2 separate regions of the Homo sapiens genome follow, and region 1 is linked to region 2. The links are chromatin loops, found by intact Hi-C in ENCODE. Cell type or tissue: psoas muscle. All regions are shown on one strand. Region 1 overlaps AUTS2 (activator of transcription and developmental regulator AUTS2). Region 2 overlaps AUTS2 (activator of transcription and developmental regulator AUTS2).

The links. A loop is a pair of places that touch in the nucleus more often than their neighbours do. Peaks named below come from ENCODE experiments on the same cell type or tissue, not always from the same donor. Only the 100,000 strongest peaks of a DNase experiment are listed, where the experiment ranks them.
Region 1: it touches region 2 in a loop (2.5-fold over the local background); 2 of 110 quality-filtered maps call a loop at or near these places.

What each region holds. Positions count from the first base shown.
Region 1 is chr7:70,391,761-70,399,760 of GRCh38, reverse strand. All of the region lies in intron 4 of AUTS2 (activator of transcription and developmental regulator AUTS2), which reads right to left. Among named protein-coding and RNA genes, the nearest start is that of GALNT17, 740 kb to the left of the region's middle. RefSeq lists a silencer at 6,609-6,804. In psoas muscle, no CTCF peak of the experiment used is centred here; no DNase peak of the experiment used is centred here.
Region 2 is chr7:70,256,496-70,264,495 of GRCh38, reverse strand. The region is part of intron 4 of AUTS2 (activator of transcription and developmental regulator AUTS2); the gene reads right to left. Among named protein-coding and RNA genes, the nearest start is that of AUTS2, 660 kb to the right of the region's middle. RefSeq lists an enhancer at 7,615-8,000. In psoas muscle, no CTCF peak of the experiment used is centred here; a DNase peak (open chromatin) is centred at 4,925.

The DNA.
Region 1 (8,000 bases), 140 kb before region 2:
TTTTATTTTTTTACCCAGTTGTGCTGGGTATTACAATTATATCGTTTAATTAATAATTACCTTCATTGCTGAACTATGAATATGGACATATAATTGTTGCTTCTCTCAAACCAAACAAGAGTGTTTTAGACACTCACTAAAGGTGAGAAACTTAAAGATAAACTGCTATCCACTTAGGTGTGGACAAGGAAATTATAAAAGACTGGCAAAACAAAACAAATCTTAAACCTAGAGGACTTGAAAACTTGACAAGTGTCCAAGATCTGCCTCCACTTAAACTGAAACTGAGAATGTAGAGAATGCATTATGGATGAGAATTTATATAAGAAAGATGATACAGAGCTCTAAAAAGCAAACCCATAAGCAAAAAAAAAGACCTTAGCAATGTATGTACAATGTACATAGAATGGCGTAATATTGGAAATCTATGAATATAATTCACCATAGTCACACACTAAAAAAGGAAGACCTGGCTGGGTGTGGTGGCTCATGCCTATAATCCCAGCACTTTGAGAAGCTAAGGTAGGAGGATCGCTTGAATCCAGGGGTTTGAGACCAGCCTGGGCAACCTAGGGAGAACCTGTTCCTACAAAAAAAGAAAAAAAAATCAGCCAGGCATAGTGGTGCATGCCTGTGGTCCCAACTATTTGAGAGGCTGAGGTAGGAGAATCACTTGAGCCCAGGAGTTCAAGGAGGCAGTGAGCTATGATCGCACCACTGCATTCCAGCCTGGGTGGCAGAGCAAGACCCTGTCTCAAAAAGAAAAAAAAAAAAAAAAAAGAAAGACCATATGATTTTCTTCATAGTTGCAGAAAAAGCATCAAAAAACACACACAAAAATCAAACATTCATTCCTGATAAAATCAGAAAACCAGGATTAGAAAAGAACTTTTTCAAACGGAAAATGGCTATATATGAAAATCCCAAAGGAAACATCATACTTATGGTGAACAACTGAATGCTTTTGCCCTAAGAACAGAAATATCCACTCTCACCTCTATTAAATATTGTTTTGGAGGTTCTAAAAGTGAATCAACAAGGAAAAGAGATAGTAATCCAGATTGAAAAGGAAGAGTTAAACTGTCTTTATTTGCAGGCATAATAACTATCTATGTAGAAAGATCAAAGAGAATCTATAAAAAAGCTACTAGAACTATAATAGTATGTGCATTTATCATAATTTAATATAACATCAATATACAAAAATAAACTGTACTAGCAACAATCAAAAATTTAAATTTTAAAAATGTTATCATTTACAATAACATCAAAAAATATAAAAAACTAGGGATCACACAAAAAATATGTGAAAGACCTGTGCATTAAAAAATACAAAATATTGCTAAGAGAAATGAAAGAAGATCTAAATAAATGAAAAAATACTTTGTTCATGGTTTGACTCAATAAGGTATTAATTCTCCTCAGAGTGAGCTATAGATTCCATACAAGTTGACAAGCTGATTCTAAAATTCATATGGAAATATATAAACCTACAATAACCAAAACAATTTGGAAAAGAAGTTGGAAGGCTAACATTCCCTGATTTCAAGCATATCATAAAGCTGTAGTAACCAAATGATGTGGTATTGGCATAAAGACAGAAAATTACATCAGTGGAACTGAGTAAAGGGTGAGGAAATAAACACATACATGTGAACAACAGAATTTGAACAAAAGTGCAAAGGCAATGCAGTAGAGAATGCATAACCTTTTCAATAAGCAGTGCGGGAACACTTTAATATCCATAAGCAAACAAACAAACAAACTTGAATCTATACCTCATACCATATACAAAATTGAAGTCACATCATATACAAAAATGAACTCACATCATATACAAAAATGAACTCAGAAATTGGAGACTGAAATTTAAACACTAAAATTGTGCAACTTCTATAAGAAAACATAGGAGAAAATCTTTTAACCTTGAGTTAGGCAAAACTATAATACCAAAAACACAACACATAAAAGAATAAATTAATTAATTGGGCTTCATCAAAATTAAAAATTTCTACTCCTTGAAAGATACTGTTAAGTAAATGAAAAGAACCCACAAACTAGGAGCAAATCTTTGCAGAATGTGTGTGTGTGTGTGTGTGTGTACATACATGTAAGGAGTTGTATACATATGTAAATAAATAAAAGAATATATTTATTTTTATTTTAGATTATTTCTTAAACAATATTTTTTCATATATAATCTCAAACTCACAATAAGAAAACAAAGAATTTAAGTTAAAAATGGGCAAAAGATTTATATAGAAAGTTTACCCAAAAAGATATACATATGGAAAACAAACACATGAAAATATGCTCAATATCAGTAGTCATTAGAAAAACAAAAATTAAAACCACAAGTAGACACTAGTGCATGTGTATTAGAATGGCTAAAATGAGGCTGGGCTCGGTGGCTCATGCCTGTAATCCCAGCACTTTGGGAGGCCGAGGCAGGTGGATCACCTGAGGTCAGGAGTTCGAGACCAGTCTGGCTAACATGGTGAAACCCTGTTTCTACTAAAAATACAAAAAATTAGCCAGACATGGTGGCACACCTCTGTAATCCCAGCTACTCGGGAGGCTGAGGCAGAAGAATCGCTTGAACCTGGGAGGTGAAGGTTGCAGTGAGCCGAGATCGTGCCATTGAGCTCCAGCTTGGGCAACAATAGCAAAATTCCATCTCAAAAAAAAAAAAATAATAAAAGAATGGCTAAAATGAAAAGACATACAAAGTGTTGGTGAAGATGTGAGGAGGTGGAACTCTTATACACGGTTGGTGGAAATGTAAGACGGTACAACCACTCTGGAAAACAGTTTGACATTTTTGTAAAACATTAAACATATACCTACCAGTTCCAGCCATTCTACTCCTAGATACTTCCTTAAGATTCAAATACATATATGTCCATACAAAGACTTGTATGTGAATGTTCACAGCAGCTTTATTTGTAATAACCAAAAATTGTAAACAACCCAGACGTCCATCAGTAGGTGAAAAGGTAAATAATTATGGTATATCCATACACTACTCAGCGAAAGAAAGAAATGGCCTCAATGCATGCAGCCATATAGATGAATCTCAAAATAGGCCAGGTGCAGTGGCTCACACCTGTAGTCCCAACACTTTGGGCATCTGAGGTGGGTGGATCACTTGAAGTCAGGAATTCGAGAACAGCCTGGCCAACATGGCAAAACCCCATCTCTACTAAAGATACAAACATTAGCCGGGTGTGGTGGTATACACCTGTAATCCCAGCTACTCTGAAGACTGAGGCAGGGGGATGGCTTGAACCCGGGAGGTAGAGGTTGCAGTGAGCTGAGATCGTGCCACTGTACTCCAGCCTGGGTGACAGAAAGAGACTTTGTTTCCAAAAAAAAAAAAAAATCTCAAAATAATTATACAGAATGTGAGAGCACAAAAAAGTATACACGCTATAAGATTACAGTTATATAATACTCTAAACATGAATAGTAATCCATAGTGACAGAAGGTATATCAGGTAGCTTAGCAGTTGTTTTTTTGTATATGTGGCAGGGGCTGGGTGAATGGGCAGGAGGAAGGGACCACAAAGGAGATGGGGACCTGTGGAGTAATGAATGAAGATGCTCATTATCTTGACTGTGGTGATGGTGTCATGAGTGGGTACTTTGATCAAAACTTATTAAATTGTACACTTTAAATATACATAGCTTATCATATGTCAATTACACCACAATAAAGCTGCTTTTAAAAATTAAGTGTAGATAGCATATTTTCTTCTTTATGACTTTTTCCTTTAACTTTCTCAATTAACTACATACTTCATGGGTTAAGAGTGTTTTTCTGTATGTGTAAAACAAACAGGCTTGACGGTAAACAGCAATTATCATTCAGAGCTAAAACATATCTTGGAATTACCTAACATGATGTTCAGATAGAAAAGCTGAGGTTGAATAGAGTTAAGTGCAGTTCCCAGATCTGTACAGCTAGTTAAAGAGTTGGGAACACATTCCCAACTCTTCTGACTCTCGTAGGCTCCTTGAACCTGTAATCCATGTTTATCTTCAAAGTCACTAAGCACTGATAATTCTGGAAACAATCCTCAGTGAAGCAAAGCTGTCAACTAACTTTCAACCTATGTTAAGCACATGGCAGCTAACTGAGATCACTTGTGAAAAGATCATCCAGTAGACCAGGGGACCAAATCTTTGCATACTCAGCTCAATCACATACTCTGGTCCACAAATACAAAATTCATTTATTTCCTTCCTTTATCAGTTGGATGAGCTATTAATGATAATGATTCTGATTAAATATCACAATGGGCAAAAAGACGCTGATAATTAGGAAAGAATAGAGCATAGGCTTTGAAGACAAACACATTTGGGTTCAAGTCTAAGTTTTTTTTCACTTAAGATGTGGCAAGTTTGAGCCAGGATAACCTCTCTGAAACTTGGTGAGAGGCGATCCTCTCACCTTGTCCTCCCAAAGCATTGGGATTACAGGTGTGAGCCACAACACCTGGCTAATAGTAGCTTTTATGATTAGGGGAACACTATGGTTCTAGAATAGTGATTATCAATCCAGTGATTATCACAACTCCTTTGTCACCTTAGGCTATAACAGAACTGTCCCCCACTCTCTCTCAGTCCTTGCCCCACCTTCCCCACCACAGTGGTCAATCTCCTCTATGCCACTAAGAATCATTTTACAGAGAAATCTCATTTTACAGAGAAAAAATGAGATAACAGTATCTTCTTATAGGGTAATGAGAATGATTAAATGAAAGCATATAGTTCAATGCCAGAAATATAGTATGTGTTCACTTACTAGTGGCTTTTAAACATTTATTTATTTATTTACATTTTTTAAGAGACAGGGTCTTGTTATATTGTCCAGGTTGGTCTCAAACTCCTGGCTGCAGGCGATCCTCTCACTTTGGCCTCCCAAAGCATTGGGATTACAGGCGTGAGCCACAACACGTGGCTAATAGTAGCTTTTATGATTAGGGGAACACTATGGTTCTAGAATAGTGATTATCAATCCAGTGATTATCACAACTCCTTTATCACCTTGGGCTATAACAGAACTGTCCCCCACTCTCTCTCAGTCCTTGCCCCACCTTCCCCACCACAGTGGTCAATCTCCTCTGTGCCACTGAGAATCATCATTTAATAGGCCACATATGTTGGTAGCAATGCGTCTTATCCCTTAGAACTTCAGAACAAAGATTATTTTCAACTCATCTCATGTTTGCTGATATCTAGCCTTTCCAAGGATAAGCATTGGGCATTTAGGACTATGGTTGGCAAAGTTCAAATGAGTGACTGAGAGATACCGTATCAGGCCCAGGCAATCCAGTTAATCTTTGAATAGCCTGGGCTTTCAAGGCAGAATCTTTGCATTCAAGTCTTAGCTCCACTATGGTGCATAACCTGTCAAGCATCAGTGTTCTCATCTGTAAAATGGGGACTACTTCAAAAAGTTGTTGTAAGAATGACATGAGACCATGGCACTCAGGAAACTCAAGATAAGTTTTGGCAGTTATTATGAACACTGACTACTCATCTGTAGGGGAAAAAAAAGTACCAAAGAGGCTTGGCCTGATTTTTCATTACTAATTGATAGCATATGAACACAAATACACATAACACATGCATCTATGACTGTGTAAGGTGAATTCCCAAGGGAATAGAAAATAGCCAGCCTTCCAAAACAACTGGTAAAACCTTCAGGGAGACAGCTACCAGGCAATAACAACCAGCAGTTTTAAAAGAGGTAGCTGTAGAAGCCAAAGTGAATAGAGCAGGTTCCCAACCCTTGCTTTTTCTTTGCCGAAAAGATGTCAAGGTGAAAGAAGAAAATGCTTCATGCTGCTGCTTGCCATGAGGTGTCATTGGCTCACTCTCTGTTTTTGATAAAAGACAGCCTGAGTGCAAGGAAACTGGGGGAAAGTGAAGAAGAAAAGAGACAAATTGGATGCTCAACAAGCTGGCTTTCAAAGAAGACAGGTATTAAAGGTTGAAAGGGGGGTGGTGGGCTTCGTGTTACAGAAACCAAATTATTTCAAAAGCAGAACATATCAGCTGCATGCTTTGGCATGGGTGGCTGGCTAAGAGCAAGGAAGCCCAATAACATCACATAGAGCCCCTATAATCAGTATGTGCTATCGTCTTCGCAAGGACAGAGGACCAGATCAATGAACAGGTGCTTGTGAGACACAGACTACCCAGGATAATGAGGAACCACAGAGAGGCATCCACACAGGCTCTCTCTTTGGTTCAGAAAAATCCCTCACAAGCCAGGCAATTTTCTGCGACCCCAGTAAGATCCAGTGAAATACTGTGTCCAGGACAAACTAGACCATGGGGCAGATGAGCAGGAAGGGCAGGACTCAAAAGCGGGCACTCTGGCAAGCGCTGCTGGTTAGTAAAACACCAATTCCTCTCTTCCCAGCCAGCACACATGCGCTGGGAATCTCCTGAAAACAAGTTCCCATAGAAGACATATGGTGCTTACTTGCTAAGAAAGAGTGCTAACAAGACAAACTGAGAAGGAACAAGGGAAAAGCTGATTGAGTTTTTCAGTCTCCCGAGGAGGTGAGATACAGGCTGGAGGACATGAATGGGGCTGCTGTGCAAATGCACACCCCAGACAGAGGAGCCCCTCTGAGCATTCCTCTTTGGCCCGCTCCCCTACAGGCAGACCAGCAAAATCAATACTACCCTTCCTGTCGGGAGCAGTCGGTTGCCTGTGGCAACTGGTGGCTCTCTGCAAGGCAGTAAGAGCTGAGCTTCCAGCCAGAGGATGCATGTCCTTGGGGGTAAGAAATGGCCCCAGTAGAAAACCTCTCTAAGTTTAACTCCTTGAAAAACACATCATCATCTAGGAATAGGGTCCCTTTCTAATCCCACTAGAAAACAGGAAGCTGAAAACCTCACTGTACTCAGTTTGTTTAGAGGGTTGAATGGTGTCTAAAGATTTCTGGAAAACGGTGGTTCACCAAACAGTGGAATGTCAAAGCAAGAGCGGTACCAATGGCAAACTGAATCTTATCTTAAGGACCTGCTATAGTTAGCAAGCGGAGGCAGGCTGAGTATGCATCAGTTGGTTTTCAAAATATGTTATTTACAATACGCAGCAGATGTTCTTTGAATTCTAATGTGAAAATACAGGCTTTTTATTTTTTACTGACAGACTAAAAAGTACACTTAATATAATAATCTTGCAAAGTCCAAAGATTACCTCACAGTTTGGAAAATACTATGTTGAGTCATTAGTCCCATTACTCAGTATTTTCAAAACTCACCAGATAAATATGGTACACTGAGACTTCCTGGTAACGACCTTCTATTTTTTGCAAGGAAGAACACAGCAAGGCTTCCCAGAAGCCTCAATTAAATCTGGAAAATGTTTCTAAAATATTCTGAAGCACAACACATGCACACATGCTGAAATGTTTCAGGAGGTCCTTGCTCATCATGGATGAGTTTCTGCTGTCATTCATTCCTTAGAAAAAACTGAGTCTCTCCAATGGGCTAGGAAGTACACTAGGCAAAGGGAATATAAAGATAGGCAAGAAACCATTCTTGCCCTCAAGAAGCCTTCTGTCTAGGGCGAGGAACAGTCATACAAAGAAGCCATTGCAAAGCTATGAGAATAAGCTTTTTAACATGGTTAGCATAGCATACTATGAGTTATCTAACCCGTTTTGAAGGTGGTCAGGCAATCAAATCATGGGCCAGTGAGAATTTCCCGGGGGAAACTTCACTGGAGAAGTCAGGAAGCACTCTGTGGGGGCTGGTGTGACTAGGATCCATTGGTGAGCCATGCAGGAGCAGGTCAGGGAAGCAGCAGGGGTGGCTAGGGAAGCTCTGAATGGCAGCAAAATAAATACTGGAAAAGAACTCAAGCTCTGGGGTCCAACAAACTCCCCTGTGCTTCCCAACACAGGCGATTTGCTTTTGCCATTTCTTCCCTCAGAAAAAAACAGAGAGAATGCAAGTTTGCTGTGAAGATTCAG
Region 2 (8,000 bases):
AGTGGCTCATGCCTGTAATCCCAGCATTTTGGGAGGCTGAGGCAGGCAGATCACGAGGTCAAGAGATCAAGACCATCCTGGCCAACATGGTGAAACCCTCTCTCTACTAAAAATACAACAACTAGCTGGGTGTAGTGGTGCATGCCTGTAGTCACAGCTACTCGGGAGGCTGAGGCAGGAGGATCGCTTGAACCCAGGAGGTGAAGGTTGCAGTGAGCCAAGATCGTGCCACTGTACTGCAGTCTGGCAACAGAACAAGACTCCATCTCAAAAACAAACAAACAAACAAAAAGAATGCTAACATTCGCAAGTGGATCAGAGGTTCAAACAGAAAGAGGAAACGTCTCTAGGAAGAATTGTTTGTCACAACATTTTATGAACGCTTCCACTCTTCCAACATAATAGAATTGAGAAGAAGAGAAAGGAGCATTGCCAATTGGATCAAATTACTAGTGGAACAATGCAAGTAAACGTGTCTTTATTTCTACACAGTTTTGAAAACTTCAAGACAAAAATAAATTACATGACCCCCCGGTAACTTCCACTAGAACTTATAGGAACAAATTGTTTGCCTCAAGCTGGGTGGAACATACATTCAAATTCAGGCTCTTGAAGGAAATTATTAAGTAGAGTCATATTAGCTTTCTCTGAAGCATACTCGTTTTCAGTATTGCCACTGTATAGACCAATTATGATACCTTTCCATGCTGAGAAATGATTGTTCTGCTAACACAGTTCTGGGAAGAATCAAAAGCACTACATTTTTAACCTTGGGGGATTTTTGTTATTGTTGCTCCCTTGCCAGTTCCTTCACATGGAAAACATCTTCCATTAATCTAAATGCAAAATTTGTTTCGGCTTTCCAAAGTCACTTGAAAAATGTGAAGCACAAAGTAATAAAGTTTTTATGCTCTTAAGACCACTAATGCTTTGAGCTTCATATTCATTTTGAAGAAATGAACATTTTATGGTTCACAGAGGAATAGCTACATGAATAATATCTGAGATTATAATGCATCTAGCAGAAAAAGATTAAGTTTATGTAAACTATTTAATCAGACGTGAAATTTTCTCTAGAGGATAAAAATTCTGACCTATTTAAGTTTACTTTAAAAATACCAATATCATGTTTCTACCAAGGGAACCCACCAATTTTCCCATTTATGTAATATAAATATTCATTAGAGACAAAACTTAACGTAAGATGTACTACACTGACCCAAGGATGTTATATTGGATATCCCTATATTAAACAGAGATTAGATGAAAAGAATTCTAGTTTGCTACTTGGTCCAAATACTCAGTTAACCTTTAACTGATAGACAATCGTTTTAGGAGACTGCCACTGCTGAAGGCACTAAGCTGTTCCACAACTATTGGAAGAATATAGCTGAGTATCACGCAAAAAAAAAAAATCCTTCTACTTTTATTAAATATATTTCCTAGTAACATTTATGCAAATACACAGGGCAAAAAATAAAACTAATAAAATTTACTGAAGTTTATGTATATTTGTCAAATTAATTTATTTGGAAGTTTCCAAATTTGATAAATCTGATAAATGGCCTATGACTGTATTTCATGTCCATAAATATCACAGTGGGCCCCAAGGGTCCCATATCCAGGCCCTTGGTGACCCAGAATTGTCCTCATTATAAATATAAGGGCTAACATCATGACTCTACTGTGGCCACTTATTAAAGAGAAGCCTGTTTGGAATCATCATCACAGGTATTGTAATACAAAAACATTTGGTTTTAATTCAAGAGATCACTTGTCATAATTCTATTTTTTACATTTTTTGGCAATGGAGACCTAAATCCGGAGATTTCAGAAATGACAGTTATAAATTGTATTGCTACCATTCATAAAACATATGCAGCTTAAAATTAGTTTCTAAATATTTGATATCTTTTTGAAGATTCAGCCATACTTCATATAAGTTTTAACAGTTCCTCTTCTTTACTTTGATATATAAAACAAGGTTAAGATGAGGAGAAAACAAGAAAATCAATTTCACAGTAACAACTAAGATGTCAGGTCTTTAAAAGGCGGAGGGGGGTGGATCACTTGACGTCAGGAGTTTGAGACAAGCCTTTCTAACATGGTGAAACCTCGTCTCTAGTAAAAATACAAAAATTGGTTGGGTGTGGTGGCAGGTGCCTGTAATCCCAGCTACTCCGGAGACTGAGGCAGGAGAATTGCTTGAACCCAGGAGGCAGAGGTTGCAGTGAGCCAAGATCGCACCACTGCACTCCAGCCTGGGTGACAGAGCGAGACTCCATCTCAGAACAACAACAACAAAAAGAAACATACATTTAAAAAACTAAAATTAAAATTAAAATGTAATTATTAAAGACAATAGCCATAGAATGCTAATACCTGCTTTTAAAGTTTACAGATAATTAAATAACTTTTTGTAATATATCGCTTAGTAAAATATTTTAAATCAAATTACTACATCTTAAAATGCTTTAATTATGCCTGCTGTGCTCTTTTTAGTACGAAATTAATAGCATGAAAATCAAATTTTGTCTTTTAGTGAAAAAACAGTTGAAAACAAAAATGGTGATAGAAAAAACTATAAGCCAAATAGACAATATAAAGACATGAATCTAGAGAACAAAATGGCAGTCATAGACATTCATGATCAAAGAGGCGCTCCTGAGGCCAGGGGTCTGCTTTCCTACTCCCTATAGTGTATTATCTGAATTCAAAATTCACTTATTCAAGTCCTTCAAATAACAGTAAAGATAACAACTGTAGGGAGGAGAAAATAGGAACAAATGAGATTCGAAATTTTATTAAGTCAATTAACTTGAGTCCAGCTGAGTCCATTAGGGAAACTGATATTTAAATCTGATTTCAATATGTTCATATAAATGTTTTGATCAGGATATACATGAGAGAGAGAGAAGGAATACCTAATATTTCTCTGGACCCTGTTTATGTGGCAAAAGTGGGATTACAACAAATATATTTTTAAAATCAACTTCATTATACTTGAGGTATAATACACATAAAAGAAAAAATGTACCCACTTGAAGTATACAGTTTGATGAGTTTGGACAAATATGTCTGTATCTATATAACTGCCACCACAATCAAGAAACAACATTTCCATCACCCACAATGTTCCCTCATGCAACTCTGTAGCCAGTGTTCCCACCCCTGCACCCAGGTGAACATGGAACTACTTTTTGTTACTACAGATAAGTTTTGTTGGTTCTAGAATTTAACACAAGTGGAATTATTAAGTATGTACCTTTTTGTGTGTGCCTTCTCTTACTTAGCACAATGTTTCTGAAATTCATCCATGTTGTTAGGAATATCAGTTTGATTCTTTTTTGTGCTTAGAAATAACCATTATCTCTATATGCTGTAATTTTCACCTAGTAATGTATACTGCTTCTTTCCAGTTTTTGGCTATTACAAAAAGTGTACAGGTTGGCCGGGCGCGGTGGCTCACACCTGTAATCCCAGCACTTTGGGAGCCCGAGGCGGGTGGATCACAAGGTTAGGGGATCGAGACCATCCTGGCCAACATGGTGAAACCTGTCTCTACTAAAAATACAAAAATTAGCCAGCTGTGGTGGCACGTGCCTGTAGTCCCAGCTACTCAGGAGGCTGAGGCAGTAGAATCGCTTGAACCCGGGAGGCGGAGGTTGCAGTGAGCCGAGATTGCACCACTGCACTCTAGCCAGGGCGACAGAGTGAGACTCTGTCTTAAAAAAAAAAAAAGTGTAAAAAGGGTACAGGTCTTTGTGTAAGCATATAGTTCCATTTCTCTTGGGTAAATACCTAGGAGTGGGACTGCTGCACTATATATATGCTATCGTTTAAATGCCCCCTCCAAAACTCGTGTTGAAACTTAATCTCCAATGCAGCAATATTGAGAGACAGGTAGCTTTATAAGAAAAGGAAGAGAACTGAGCTAGCATGTTAGCATGCTCACCCCCTCACCATGTGACACCCTGTGCTGCCTTGGAGCTGTTCAGAAAGTCCCCACCACCAAGAAGCCTCTCACCAGATGCAGCCCCAGCCCCTCTACCTTAGACTTTTCAGCCTCCATAACTGCAGAAATAAATTCCCATTCTTTATAAACTATCTAGTATTTTTTCTTTTTTTTTGAGATGGAGTCTTGCTCTGTCACCCAGGCAGGAGTACAGTGGCGTGATCTCAGCTCACTGCAAGCTCCACCTCCTGGGTTCACATAATTCTCCTGTCTCAGCCTCCCGAGTAGCTGGGACCACAGGTGCGCAACACCACGCCTGGCTAATTTTTTTGTATTTTTAGTAGAGACAGGGTTTCACCATATTGGCCAGGATGGTCTTGATCTCCTGACCTCATGATCCGCCTGCTGCAGCCTCCCAAAGTGCTGGGATTACAGGTGTGAGCCACCGCGCCTGGCCATAAATTATCTAGTTTTAGGTATTCTGTTATAAGTAACAGAAAATGTACTAAGGCAATAAATAAGAAGCTTTATTAGAAAATATTTTAAAACTTCGTAAGAAAATGGCAAATTAAAACAAACCTCTTGATTCACAGTTTTAACCACAGTTTTCATTATGCTCTTGGGACCTCTTTCTTCTCCACAGATCCACACTTAAAATATATTTATTCTGACTTCACTCAAACTTTTTGGCTCCTATCTACCCCACTAATGTGAGGCCAAGATACAAATGAGTCAACAGCTTTGAGAGATCCAAGCAAGAGTTCCAAATGATCTGATTCAAACTGGAGTAATGTCAACACTTAGCACTTAACAGAAAAGTCCTCTACAAGCTCTTAGCAGACACTATTCTTTTCAGCCCATCCCTGGTAGGAAGTGGTCAAGAACAAGGTGGCATATGCCAAGGGTGACTGGCACCAGATTTGACTCATTCTGTCAAAGGCTTTGGCATAAGCACCGTGGCCCTGGCATGGGCATCAACAGGCAAAGAATCTGGCAAAACCATCAACAGGGGAAGGAATTAGGCTTGGTGAGGACAGAATGCACAGAGGCCCTTCTCAATGGGCATGCCAGGTCCTTGACATGATGATGAGTGAGGCCAATGGCATGAACTGATTGTCAGTTTAGCTGCACTCCTCTTTTTGATGAGGTGGAACATATCAATGATCAAGTTTAAGAACTGAAAAGGCTTTTTAAAATGGAAAAACCTCTTTTTACAAAAAAAGAAGGAAAAAAAAAAAAGCCAAGCTCTAGATTTTTGTATGAAATGAAAGAAAGGGGTTAGGGAGGTCTCAGAGGTCATACCTGTCAGGAAGTAAGGTATTTGGTACCAGAAGGAAGGCTCTGTGACAGCTGCAGAATGCATACCATGCTCGCATCGTGGACAGAATATAAATGTTGCCTTCATTGTCCACTCAAAGATATGCATATCTGGAAACTGTCATTACTGAGAGTTTTAATATTTTTCCACACCACTTGCTTGAAAGGAAAGGCATCAGAGGTCAAAGTGAGTTCCTGAAGGGCACCACATAATTCATGAGACAACCGAACCCTCCCAGACTCTGGAGGGCCCGATGCTGGGTGCTGTTCTGTGCTACTCCTGCATGGAGGTATGGGATGAAGGTTCCTTTTGGGGCTGCCTTGCCAAACAGAAAGCCAGCTTCACAGATTATTGGGAAAAGAGTCAGTAATCAATACAAAACGTATTCAAAATGTCATCAAGCTTGTTAGAGTCCCTCTGTCTTAGATTCCACAAGGGTTTCTAGTCACTTTTGAAGTTTACCTTGTCCACTATCATTAAATATTTGTTGTCACATGCTTGACTAGGTCCTGAAAATTTCTTAGAGCCAAAAAAACAAATGCCATTTTCACAGCAGCCTCATACGACTTAAGGTAGCCTACATCTTGGTCTCTCAGGGTAGTAAGATAGTCCTTAGATAAATGTTCCAAAAATGAAACCCTGTGAAGGTGGCCCAATGAGTCCCTTGCCTCACACATGGACAAGGATCTAGTGCATTCTTCAGCAAGCTGGATAACTTTCTAAAAATGTTCAAAGAAGAAAATGATAGGGTCATGATCAGCACAATTCATTTCTAACTCAGAAATGTGCTTCTACTCCCGAGCAACAGCTGAACCAACACTGTTCACAGAAAACAGACTGAATTATGAAAATTGCGTGAAAATGAAGCTCTTTGATGACATTTGCTACTGTCCTACTTAGTATTCCTTCTCCATCTTTCCCCTATGAACACAGTTCCTCTTAGATGCCCTTTCTTGACCTCTACAGTTGTTACTGCTCAACATAACTACAGTCTCAACATTGTCAAACCATTTCACAGTGACACCATGTCTCAGGCAATGTTAGGCCATTGCCAACAAGTAGCGAGTAACCTGTGCTGACAACACATTACAGCCCTGCCATAAACAATCATCGTCTCGCTGAAGCAAAATGGCAGTCAAATTAGAGCAGAATATGTAACAACATGCATAGTAAATTGGCACAGCAGCTTGCTAAACAAAAACAGGGCAGCAGTCACACACAAGATGCAGAGCCACAACTGTGCCACATTGTCCATGCTCATGTCGGCCAGGAGTTGGACCAGAGCCCACCTATGCCAACAGAGAATCCCTGTCGGGGATGAGTGGGAAACCTCTGCCCACTTTTGTGTTGTCAGCCTACCTCAATTCTATACTCACACACTGAACAGGATGTATGAAAATGATGTCAGATCCTTGGATCTACCCATAAGGAGTAGTAGTAGCCTCAGAATAAAATAGGATAGGCAGGCTGGGCATGATGGCTCACTCCTGTAATCCCAGCACTTTGAGAGGCCAAGGTGGGAGGATCGCTCAGGCCCAGAAGTTTGAGACCAGCCTGGGTAACACAGTGAGGCCCCGTCTCTACAAAAAAAAAAAAAAAACTTCAGGCCAGGCACAGTGGCTCACACCTGTAATCCCAGCACTTTGGCAGGTCGAGGCGGTCGGCTCACTTGAGGTCAGGAGTTCAAGACCAGCCTGGCCAACATGCCGAAATCTCTTCTCTACTTAAAATACAAAAATTAGCTCGGCATGGTAGCATGTGCCTGTAATCCCAGCTACTAAGAAGGCTTAGGTGGGAAAATGGCTTGAACCCGGGAGGCGGAGATTGCAGTGAGCCGAGATTGTGCCACTGCACTCCAGCCAGGGGGACAGAGCAAGACTCTGTCTCAAAACAACAACAAAAACAAAATTCAAAATGAACTGGGTGTGGTGGCGTGTGCCTGTAGTCCCAGCTACTTGAGAGGCTGAAGTGGCAGGATCTCTTGAGTCCAGGAGGTCGAGGTTGCAATGAGTTATGATTATGCCACTGATCTCCAGCCTGGGTAATAGAGTGAGACCCCAATTCTTAAAAGAAAAACAAAAACTAAAAAACAGAATAGGCATGCAGAAGGAAGGCCCAGCCACACAATTAGACCTGTAAGGAAGGCCCGGACCATCATGTAAGGACTATGCTTAAAAAACAATGAAGAGCAAGGCAGAAGCCAGGCATCTAATTTTCTTAGAAGATCAGGAAAGGACTACCCATTATAGCTGGGGCACAATATGAGATGTGCTGGATTCACTGAACAAAATAAAAAGTTCAGGGACCACACTGAAAGTTGACTGTGAAGGCAATTCTCCTTCCCTTAGCTCTACACCAGACTGAGAGCTGAGGTGGGATAAAGACACTAGAGTACTTTCTATCTCTGTCCATGATGAATCTGAAAGCTATAATAAGAAAAGCATGGCAAAACACACAGGAAAGAAGATAAATGAACCCAACTGGCAGAAAAACAAAAGCAGAAGGCAGAAAGGGACCAAAGGCATAAAGGGCAAGTTGTCCCTAAAAATGCGAGCCCTAAGATCACAGTAAGTACAAAGCTGTGGTCAGCCACGGTGATGTGTTTTCTGAACGCAAGCAGATAATACCAACTTGCAGGACTCTGGGGCAGCCCTGACAGACAACTGTCATATTTCATTCTGAGACTGCTTCCTCGTACAGAACAGATGCAATAGGTTTAGCAGGTCC